2 separate regions of the Homo sapiens genome follow, and region 1 is linked to region 2. The links are chromatin loops, found by intact Hi-C in ENCODE. Cell type or tissue: CD14-positive monocyte. All regions are shown on one strand. Each heading gives the region's core, and the rest is flanking DNA. Links, peaks and the distances in the headings are about the cores only. Region 1 holds the start of CD86 (CD86 molecule). Region 2 overlaps CASR (calcium sensing receptor).

Region 1 (5,386 bases), core at 139-5,138, 180 kb before region 2:
GGAATTTCCTCCTAACCATGTGGCCCTGTGCCGAGAGGACAGACTATGGTGAGGGTATACCGTGAATTTTCCTACTGGCTTCAGTGCAGTTGTTTTTTTTGCTCACCTAGTGTGATGTAGCCTCTTAGCCAGCTTCTGGATTTCTCACAAAAGGAATTGGTCTGTGTATAGTTAAGTTAGTGTCTCTCTGGGAGGGAGCACAGGCTGGGGTTTCTCATTCTGCCATCTTGCTGACGTTCACTGTGGTTTTGATTTGCATTTCCCTAATGACTAGTGGTTTTGAGCACATTTTCATGTGATATTGGCCATTTCTATATCTTCCTTGAAGAAATGTCTGTTCAACTCTTTTGCCTACTTTTTAATTGTTTGTTGTTTCTTCTGCAAAGTTGTAGGAGTTTTTTTAATCATATATTCTGGATATCAATCCCTAAACATTTATTGTTTTAAGGAAATAAATTTTGAGATAATTTGTTATACAGCAATGGATAACTAATAAATACTAAAAACTCCTAAATGTATATACTAAATATATTAATTAGAAAATTGTAATATAAAAATACTAAAAGCTAAAACTGTCTGATATTAGGAAGATAATTTTACTACAATATATACCTTTTTTGTGTGTATGAGACAAGGTCTCATTATGTTGCCCAAGATGTTCTCAAACTCCTGGGTTCAAGCAATCTTCCCACCTCAGCCTCCTGAGTAGCCAGGATTACAGGTATGTGCCATTACAGCCAGCTTTCACAGTGTATACTTGATGTACTATTAATGTACTATTTAATGACTACTAAAAAGTTTATGATAACAGGAGAAAATGCTTATGCTATCTTAAATAAAAATTTGAGTGTATGCATTGATACCAAGAAATGGAAATTTGAGTGTGTACACTGCTACCAAGAAACTGAAAAATGACATCCCATACCTTTAATATTTAATATTTATAACAAATGAGGTTTACATGGATTTTTTTATCTCATCTTATTTCTGATGTGTTATGTAGTTATAAATACTATTTTATTTGCACTCCTGCTCTGCAATAATTTTGAAGATAGATAACTTATATTATTGCTGTCTTCATTTTTTAAAATTCTCAAATCCAGATGAAATTATCAAAGTTGATAAAATAATCATTGTTCTATCTTCTTATTTGAAGATTAATAATTGTGTTGATTTTGCTTCCTTGCTCTAGTTAGCAGTGATGTCATCTGCTATTTTTAAACTTCCTTGAAATAATATATGTAATCTACTTCTAATAAGTTTTTCTTATTTAGCATTTTGGTCTAAACTAATTTATAATTATTTAGCCTTATTTCTCCATGTTTAACTTGCTTTAAAGCTCAGCACTGGTGTTTTCAGCCATGGCTTCTCCATTTTAAGGCTATTTTAATTCATTTATTATTCTGGAATATATCCTTAAATAATTTATTTAGGAAGGCTGTCTTGGTGGTGGTATTTCTGTTGCAGTTGTTGTTTTCTTGCCTGCTTGGTGACATATTTCTATTGACTTGACACTTAACTGGCATCTTATCTAGGTAGATAATGCTAATTCAAAATTCTGCAGATATTGTTCTGTTGTTTTTTGCCATTTAGGGTTGAGTAAGATGCCAAGTTGTTTTTTGTTTCTCTGTAGTCATTCTGTTTTCATTTTGTTTTTAGCTTTGCCTTTGGAATTTAAAATGTTCAAAATGATTTGTCTGGATGAGAATCGATTTTCATAACTTTTGCTTTGATACACTAAACAGTTTGAGTTTCTAGATGATGCCCATTTTAATTCATACGAGGAAATATCTTCTAGTATAGTTTCTGCTTGATTAATTCTATGTTTGTCTCTTAGGGACATCTATTAATTTTATAATGCTGCCTTTTTTTCAGACTTCTGTTTCAGAATATTCGCTTTCATCAATGTAATCCTTGGCTATAGTAGGAATGAAATAATAAAAGCAGTAGCTTCTGTCTGCCCTCCTTGGTTATGCAGTCCTTACAGAACATCTCCCCATCTCCCATCCCCCCACCCCAGCTCAGTGAAACTCTCCACACTTTGGTTGTGGAAATTGGCAGGGTTAGGTGGCTACTCACTCCCAATCCACATCCACAATAAATCACTTTTTATTATCTTATCAAAATCTGTAGAATGCCTCTTTATTCTATTTTGTTGCTGCGGAGGTTTGTTTTCTCTTTCTAATTATTTTATTTTCTAGGTTTTTTGAGGGAATTTCAAGAGGGGAGATTTTTTATTCAGGCTCATCTTAACGTCATGTCTGGAACTCAAGCTACTGAATTATATATTCTTTAATACATATAGACCTACGTCAATGAGTTTAAACTGCAAGGAAAGGGTTAAATTTCTTCCTCAAGTGTGGTCAAAATCTGTAGAGAAAAGAGGAACAGCTTCTCTTAAAGAAAGTTAGCTGGGTAGGTATACAGTCATTGCCGAGGAAGGCTTGCACAGGGTGAAAGCTTTGCTTCTCTGCTGCTGTAACAGGGACTAGCACAGACACACGGATGAGTGGGGTCATTTCCAGATATTAGGTCACAGCAGAAGCAGCCAAAATGGATCCCCAGTGGTGAGTAATAATTCTTATTCTTTGCAGAGAAGTTATGAGTTGTGACTGCAGTGAAAGGCTGAGGTTGAAGATGGTGCTTTGATGTGTGTCCTTCACTTAGTTCCTAAGTGGAGAAGCTTTCTTTTTCTACAAAAGATCTTTGGCACATAAAGGCAAGAATTATTTGCAATGCCCAAAGCAGTTCATTGGTGGTAGTTATATATATTTTTAGGTGCCTAATTTTGGTTTTGTAAATCTGTTATTCAAATACTGAATGTTACAGTCATTGATTTTAGTGAAGAATCAGGAATTTTTAAAATATCTGCATAAGAATGACAAATAACAGGGAATATGTTTTTTGTCTACCAGGGTCAGTTTGGTCTGAGGGTGGAGGAATGAGATAGAGAAGGTAGAGGGAGAGAGATCAAGAAAAAGAAAGAGAAAAAAGAGGTATAAGGAGAAAATGCAAAACTCAGTTAATATGTCATAATCAGGCCATGGGAGATTCTGGGCAGGGTTGGGTAGTGGAAGGAGGTAGAGTGATTAAATTAGTTACCATGTATTGAACATGCATGATGTGCTGGGTACTTTACTAGTGCTATTTCATTGAATTTTATTCTTCACAATGACTTTTGGAAAGACATCATCATTCTTTTTGACAGATGGGGTAACTGTGGCTTAAAAAACTTGCCCAAGTTCACACTATTCATAAGGGGTAGAGCTAAAATCTTTCCTGCCCGCTTCGTGGTGCGCCAGAAGGTTTCTCCATGCTGTGGAGACTTCCTGGAAGGAGTCACACCCGCCCTTCTCTTGGGTGGTGGCAGCTGGCGCCAGTCACTATGTATTTATTTATTTTTAATTATTTATTTTTGAAACAGAGTCTCGCTCTGTCGCCAAGCTGGAGTGCAGTGGCGCAATCTCAGCTCACTGCAACCTCCGCCTCTCGGATTCAAACGATTCTCCTTCCTCAGTCTCCTGAGTAGCTGGGACTACAGGCGCCCACCACCACGCCCGGCTAATTTTTGTATTTTTGGTAGAGACGGGGTCCACCATGTTGGCCAGGATGGTCTCGATCTCTTGACCTTGTGATCTGGCCACCTCGGCCTCCCAAAGTGCTGGGATTACAGGCGTGAGCCACCGCGCACCCGGCCGTCACTATGTATTTATAATTACTGTTCTTTGAAAATCGAAGTAACTTTCATCTACCCAGTGCTTACTGGTTTGAGAAAAAGCTTTGTTGCTTTTATTTCAGAAGATTAAAATTTAATTTTCCAGTAAAGATTCCTTTTGCTCCAGTGGAATTTTGAAGCGTTATACTTGTATGAAGAAAAAAAGAATTTCAAAATTTATAATTTTTGTGGTACCATAGAGGGGATACTACTTAATTATGCTAGCACTGTCTGCAGAGGTCTAAAAAACCATAGGCTGCTGTCTATATTGAACTTGTTAAGATTCCTTTTGTTTCACAGTGCCTGAAGATTGGTCATGAACCAGTAATAGCCATTAAACAATGTCTGTTCTCATAAGAGATGAAATAAATACAAATTAAAACAACAGTGAAGTATCATTTTTTCTCTATCAAAGAGATAAATATTAAGTTTTAAAAAGCAAGCAATCAAGAACCCTCTATCTTGCTAAGAAGGGAGGATTATTTGTACCCTAGTTGCGCACTAGTGGTGATATCATCTTTCTGGACAATAATCTAGTGATACATATCAAAAGCCTTTAAAATGTATATGCCCTTTAACCAAGCAATTCACCTTTTAGGAATTTATTCTAAGATATAATAATACATGTTTGTAAAGTTTTAGTGATGGATATTTTTCTTGCTATTGTTTCTAATAAGGAAAATCTTAGAAACAATTTACGTGTTTAAAAACAAGTGATTGGATGATTATGGAACATCCATAATGGAATACCATGTAATTATTTAAAATTCCACTGTAGAACAATTCATAATGTGTTTAGTTAAAGGGGAAAAATGCAGAACGAACAGTGCTATCACTTTTATACATGATACATGTATACAAACAATATTAATCAGAAATATAGGTAGTTTGTATTTTCTACTGTGTGCTTTTCAATTTGAATCCCATCTGTAGGCAGAAAAATAAAGTTAAATATTTAAGATTTAAAAAAAACAATAGCTGGTTTTTTTCAGAGAAGTAACCATCTAGTGATGTGTGATAATTTATAAGTTGTGAGATTCCATAGTTAGGGCTTTAGCCCTTTGCATTTATCTTTCTTCATCTCTTGAATCCTCTTCAAAATACACCCACTCTACCCATAACTCATTAGATCTTGAAAGGCATGTTCTGATAGAATTTTATATTTAGAACAGGCTGCAGCACTCTTCCCTTATTTTACAGAAGTGATTGCATGGCTCTCTAGGGTGAGTTGCATATTGAGAGGGAGGACAGTGCAGTGGCTAAGTGGCCGCACATTGAAGCCAGGCTGCTGGGGTTTGAATACCAGTTCCCCAACTTCCTAGCTATGTGATTTTGGACAAGTTGCTTAACCATTGTAATTCCCAGTTTCTTGTCTGTAAAATGGGAGTATGGTAATATGTCGTAAAGTAGTTGTGAGATTTTAATGAGATAATCCATATCCTGCTAAGTACTCAGGAATTGTTAGTAGTTTTTATTACTATTACTGTTTGGATTAAGAAACAGAGGAAAAGTGATTTGTCCAAGATTATACAACCACTTAATGGCATTACTAAGAACAGAATGGAGGAAGGTTTTTTCCAGCAGAAATGTTCAGTATCCTCTGTGCCTGGCAGGACAACCCCAAGTTGTGCTTTTGGGATGGAGGAGCTGATCTAAAACAAGCAGTACCCA
Region 2 (5,386 bases), core at 232-5,231:
CTCATCTGTCCCCTAAGGATCTTCTTGTGTGTTCTGCTTACCATCCACTCAGAATTTTTGCAGCTTTTTGAGGGTCATCATCCACCTGCAGTCACTTTAGAGACATCAGAAAGTGTCATGATCATGATCCCCTTGTAGAAGTGAGAAGTGTGTCCTGCAGCTAATCCCATCCACCATGCAGACAGGATGCTAACCAGTCTCAGAGGACACCATTCCTCTGGCCCACCTGTTGGGTGGCTTACCTGACTTTCTGCCCCAGTCCTGTCTCAGCATCATACACTTGCTGTTTGAAGGTGGCCATCCCACGAGTGGGCTAAACTAGGCATTCTAGGACTGGTCAGGAGGTGGCAAGTCATCATGCTGATCAATTCAATTAGTAAAGGCACTGTTTGGGAAGAGAGAGGGGGACACTATCACCATCATACGAAGAGCTAATGTTTTTTGAGCATTTACTATGTGGTAGACTTTATGCTAAATTCTTACAAGTATTGTTTTAATATAATCCTTACAGCAACCGTACTATTGTTATTCCTGTGTGGACAATGAGGAGACAGAGGCACATAAGGAAAAGGTTACTAAATGGGGAATAAGGAAACTCATCTTCCATTCTTTCTCTATCTCTCTGTAATCTCGTGCTAGTCACTTAACCTTGCCTTTCTGGTACATGAAACATCTGAATTGGAAGAAATTATGTGCATATGTGCATTTTTCTGGAAAGAGCAGCCACAATTTTCATCAGCATCTCAAAGACACCCATTACCCCCCTCCCACTCACAAAAAAAAAAAAAATCAAAGAACTCTCAGGACTATCTCATTTTATAGCCTTTTTCACACTAAACAATTTACCTTGCATTCTCTTCTAACATTGTAAATACCGACGGGCTTGAGCAGTACCGATAGGCAGATTCAGATTACAGTCACCCCTGAGCCAAAGACCTCTCTGTGATTCAGGGGTGTGAAGGGCTCCTGGCTGTGCACTGGCCTTTCCAGCACACCCGCATGTCCAGATAGCCATCGCAGGAAGGACGACGTGGGGATGGGATCATCAGATTCACCCTCCAGCTACTTGCAACACCTCAGCAGTTTTACTTCAGCTTGTTGTATTCTTTCCTTGCAACTGGACTGTAAGTTTATATTGCAACCCCAAGAAAAGATTCACAATCCCTTTTTTTTATTGTACTATAAAAAGAATTCTAGTGATAGAACCTCCACAGGGCTTGAAGTGAAGCAGCCATTCATTAAGTGTCTGCTGTGTCCTGAGTATGCCAGCAATGAACAAGACAGACCAGGTCCCTGGCTGCATAAAGAGCAAGAGGGACTGTGGCAGGGAAGTGCCACGCAGATGCAGAGAGCACGAGAGTGAGGCCTGGAGAACCAGGAGGGGCTTCCTTGAGAAGTGGTGTTTGAGCCACTGAAGGATCCCTGAAGAATGCCTCATCCCTGATGGATGAAGAGAAATGAATTAAGCAAGAGGCACAGGTCAGAGGGGTGGAAGAGCATTCTGAGAGGGATGGGAAGGGCCCAAGGCAATAAAGAACTTGGCCCACTGGAGGAACTGAAGGGAGGGCAGGCTAGGTGCCAAGAGAGGGAGAGTGGTGTGGGAGATGCAGCCGGAGAGGAGGCAGGGCCAGTGTATGCAGGGCCCAGGAATCGCCAGGTGGGATGCTAACTGGCTGTGGGCTGTTGGCAAGGCAGGTAACAGCTCACATGTTCCATTTCCTTATCTTCAAGGTGAGAGTCTTCAATTAGATGATCTCGAAAGCCCTTTCTGACTCTACCATCCTGTGATATTGTGACTTCAAAGAAAGTGAAGTGATTGCTGAGAAAGAGAAAAGTGGCCCCTGACAACCTGGATCTGGGTGGTCCCATAAGCTAGGCCTTGGCGTTCTCCTGTTAAACATAAACAACTTCACAGAACATCAACAGCAAGCAAGATGTCTCTGTGACCATGATAAAGACAAAAATAAGACCACTCCACAATCATGTCTGAACACAGACAAAAAACGTTAACATTGTCCAAACCATGGAACTAACCAAACATTTCCCTATTCTGGCTCGGAGGAGTGACTGCTACTCCTTTACCCTTACAGCTTCAGTCTCACTTAGTCTTCCTCCCTTCTAGACAAGATTTATTAAGATATGGAATCATAGAATTTACCCCTGCTTCTGACAGCATGCAAAGCTCCACTTCCTTAAACCGTCCCCAAAATCGCCTACCACAAACCGCACTCCTGTAAGTCCTTTCTAACACCCTGTCGGTGAGACACCCCACCGTTCTCCTTCTCTGCTATGTCCTGTCCAAGCACAGGGTGTTCCTCATGCAAGTGCAGGGCTGGCCATGAGAAGCAATGCCACCCTACACTTTGCTCTCCTGGTGTCTCTCTTGTCTCACCAGTTCCAGCCCAGTCCTGGGGGTCTTTGGCTGGATGGAGTTGACATCAGTCCCCTTCCCTGCTCTTCTCTAATCTCACCACAGGTACCCTGCTCTGGGCCTCAGGGTGTTGGGGAGTAGAGCTGGGAAGTAGCGGAGGAGAAAATGAGGAAGAGAAATGCAAGAGGGCGACTTCACAGGGGAATTTTGTCCACCTGATGATGTGGGAACGGAATTAAAACTGTCTCCAGAGCGAATGTTTCTTCTCTCACTTGAAGTCTGGGCTTCCTCCTTTTATGTCTATGCCCCACCCAGATTACGCATGGGCTACTTGGGCGGTTGTGGTATTTCTGTTTCCCAACCAAACGCCACCACCTCCCCTTAAAGCCATCTTCACAGGAAGGTAACCAGCTCCCGGTGGAACTGACCCATTTGACAGTATCTAAGGGGAACAAAAATTGTTGCTGCTGCTGATTCAGATTCACAGCTTGGACTTCCCACCCTTAGCTAAAAGTTTTTCACTGGGGGGAGTCCCCACCACACAACCTACTCTATTCATGTGAGCCAGTGGTAAACAAACCAGACTCCTGGTGCCTCCTGAGTCAGATGATAACCAAGGGAAAGAAGTGACCTCTATCTCTGGACACAAAACAAACTAGAGGACCCTTACTCCTCTGATTGAGAAAGCTGGTGAAGTCAGCTCCTTTCAACTTGGAGAAGCCATTGCTCACATCAGGCGCATAACTGTTTCCAAAGTCATGGAAATGTCCAGTTCATGGCAAAAGTAGGGTTTTCTTTGTGCTTAGTTTCATGAAGAGGTCAATCAACTTTTTCAGTAAAAGGCCAAATATTAACTATTCCAAGCTTTGTGGGCCAATCTTTGGCATAACTACTCAAATCTACCCTTGCAGCACAAAAGCAACCATAGATATAATGCAAGTGATTAGGCATGACTGTATTTCAGCAAAACTTTATTTATAAAAACAAGCACACCAGATTTGGCCCATGGAATGTAGTTGGCTGGCCCCTGGTGTAATGTAACCAACACGTGGGCACAGCTGAATAAGAAGAGGAATAATAACCTTTGCCCATTACTTTCTAAAGAGCTTACTTCTCATTAGACAGATTGAGAGGTTTAAAATCAGTTTGGAAACTGCTGGAGGATGGAGGAAAAAGAGGGAGAGAAGAAAGAAGAAAGCAAACATGAGAGGATGGAATTTTATTTATTTCAAATGGAATTTAGTTATTTCAAATAAGTAATGGAAGAATCAGAGTGGAAAGAGTTATTTGTAAGGCCTCTGTATAGCAGGCTGACCCTAGTCATCTCTTACCCTGACCAGCTGGACAGGAGTCACTCACTGAGGCTCAGGCTATGTGGACTAATCCAACTTCAAAGTCAGGTTTATAGAAACATGTGTGGGCTTCTTTGGGGAAAGTTTATCTGAGACAGTGTTCCTCCGGACCAGCTTCGGGTGTCATTAGCAACAGAGAATCTTCTCATAGAGACAACTGAATGTAGTATGTTCCAGGATTTATTTTTTAAATGCTGGTTCCTGATTCTTCTGGGCAAAGCCGAAGAAGGCAGAGAGACACTGAGAGTGCACTGCATCAGCACAGATTGTGGAATGTTTAGGACCATTTCAGTTCCCAAAGAAAGAGCCCCTGAAGAGCTCATAGAAAGGGCTCGCAGGAGAGTAGAGAAGGACCAGGGAGTGCTGGACACTTCTAACAGTCACAGGTGCTGTGACTTCTAACAGTTGCAGGTAAACAGGGTCCCAGACCTTCCCATCTGGGACTGATGGATTGATTGTGAAGAATATATACTCATTCCACAAATTTAAAAAGGGAATTAATAATGAAAGACTTAAGTGTAAAGTAGAGCACCCAAGACTCTGCTCGGAAAGGTAGACGCAAATGATAACCACATAGGTAAATCCCCTGCATGTGGCTGGGAAGAGAGGGTGAGAAGTAGTCTATCTATGGTTAGTGGCCATTTTCTCTAGTTCACAGACCATGCATATTGATTATAGATTCAGAAAGTTACCCTAACTTTACAGCAATGACTTCTGAACTGTGCTTTCCTGGAATACTGGTTTCATAAGATGTTAGCAGTTATTTTGCAGGAGAAAGGTTTCAGGGAAACCGAAGAATGAATTGACATTGACAGGAAACTGTTGTGTATCCATTCAAAATACATTTTTGTTTGGCTGTGTTATCCTTGGAGAAAAGTAATAGTATCAGAAGAATCCTGGGCAATACAGCAAGGTCCTGTCTCTACAAAATTTTTTAAAAAATAGCCTGGGGTAGTGGCATGTTCCTATAGTTTTAGTTACTCAGGAATCTGAGGCAGGAGGATCACGAGCCCAGGAGTTCTAGACTGCGGTGAGCTATGATCATGGCACTGCACTCCAACCTGGGCAACATAGTGAGACCATGTCTCTAAAAATGATAATACATAAATAAAATTACATTTAAACAATCATTTTTAGGAAACACAATTTTTAGAGCTCAGAACAGAATATGACCCTGGACAGATGCATATGAAAGACGGTCTAGCAATGGCTTTCAAACTTCTTAAAACACAGGTTGCTGGTCCCACACCCAGAGTTTCTGATTCAGTAGGTTGGGATGGGATTCGTGTTTCTAACAAGTTCCCAAGTGATGGTGCTGATGCTCGTCCAAGGACCACAATTTAAGACTCACTTCCCTGCACCCGGCCCCATGCCCAACAGATAGGAGGCTCTTTTTACAGTAACAAGAAGTTTCTTTCTGAGGGTTACCACATTAAAAGAAATCAATTGAATGGGTTTCCACCATGTGTGAGGATATATTGGCTGACCCAGCATCAAAGTCAGGGTTAGAAACATCCATGGGCTTATTTGGGGAAAGTTTATTCCAGACAGTCTTCCTCCAGAACAGCTTCAGGTGTCCTTAGCAATGGAGAATCTTCTCATAGAGGCAACTGAATGTAGCATGTTCCAAAATTCATTCTTTAAATGCTGGTTCATGATTCTT

Evidence for each region. Hi-C counts contacts between places; a loop is a spot of excess contacts. Peaks named below come from ENCODE experiments on the same cell type or tissue, not always from the same donor. Only the 100,000 strongest peaks of a DNase experiment are listed, where the experiment ranks them.
Region 1: it touches region 2 in a loop (3-fold over the local background); 1 of 110 quality-filtered maps calls a loop at or near these places.

What each region holds. Positions count from the first base shown.
Region 1 is chr3:122,052,937-122,058,322 of GRCh38, forward strand. It overlaps CD86 (CD86 molecule), which reads left to right and starts at 2,426. Exons shown (of 7, transcript NM_175862.5): 1 at 2,426-2,567. The coding sequence starts at 2,554. It also overlaps a transcript of ILDR1 not described here. In CD14-positive monocyte, for the core only: no CTCF peak of the experiment used is centred there; DNase peaks (open chromatin) are centred at 235, 2,485 and 4,955; H3K4me3 peaks cover 3,333 bases; H3K27ac peaks cover 3,046 bases.
Region 2 is chr3:122,230,984-122,236,369 of GRCh38, forward strand. All of the region lies in intron 1 of CASR (calcium sensing receptor), which reads left to right. Among named protein-coding and RNA genes, the nearest start is that of CASR, 50 kb to the left of the region's middle. RefSeq lists an enhancer at 2,487-2,576. In CD14-positive monocyte, for the core only: a CTCF peak has its summit at 2,282; DNase peaks (open chromatin) are centred at 2,238 and 2,748; H3K4me3 peaks cover 1,922 bases; H3K27ac peaks cover 2,785 bases.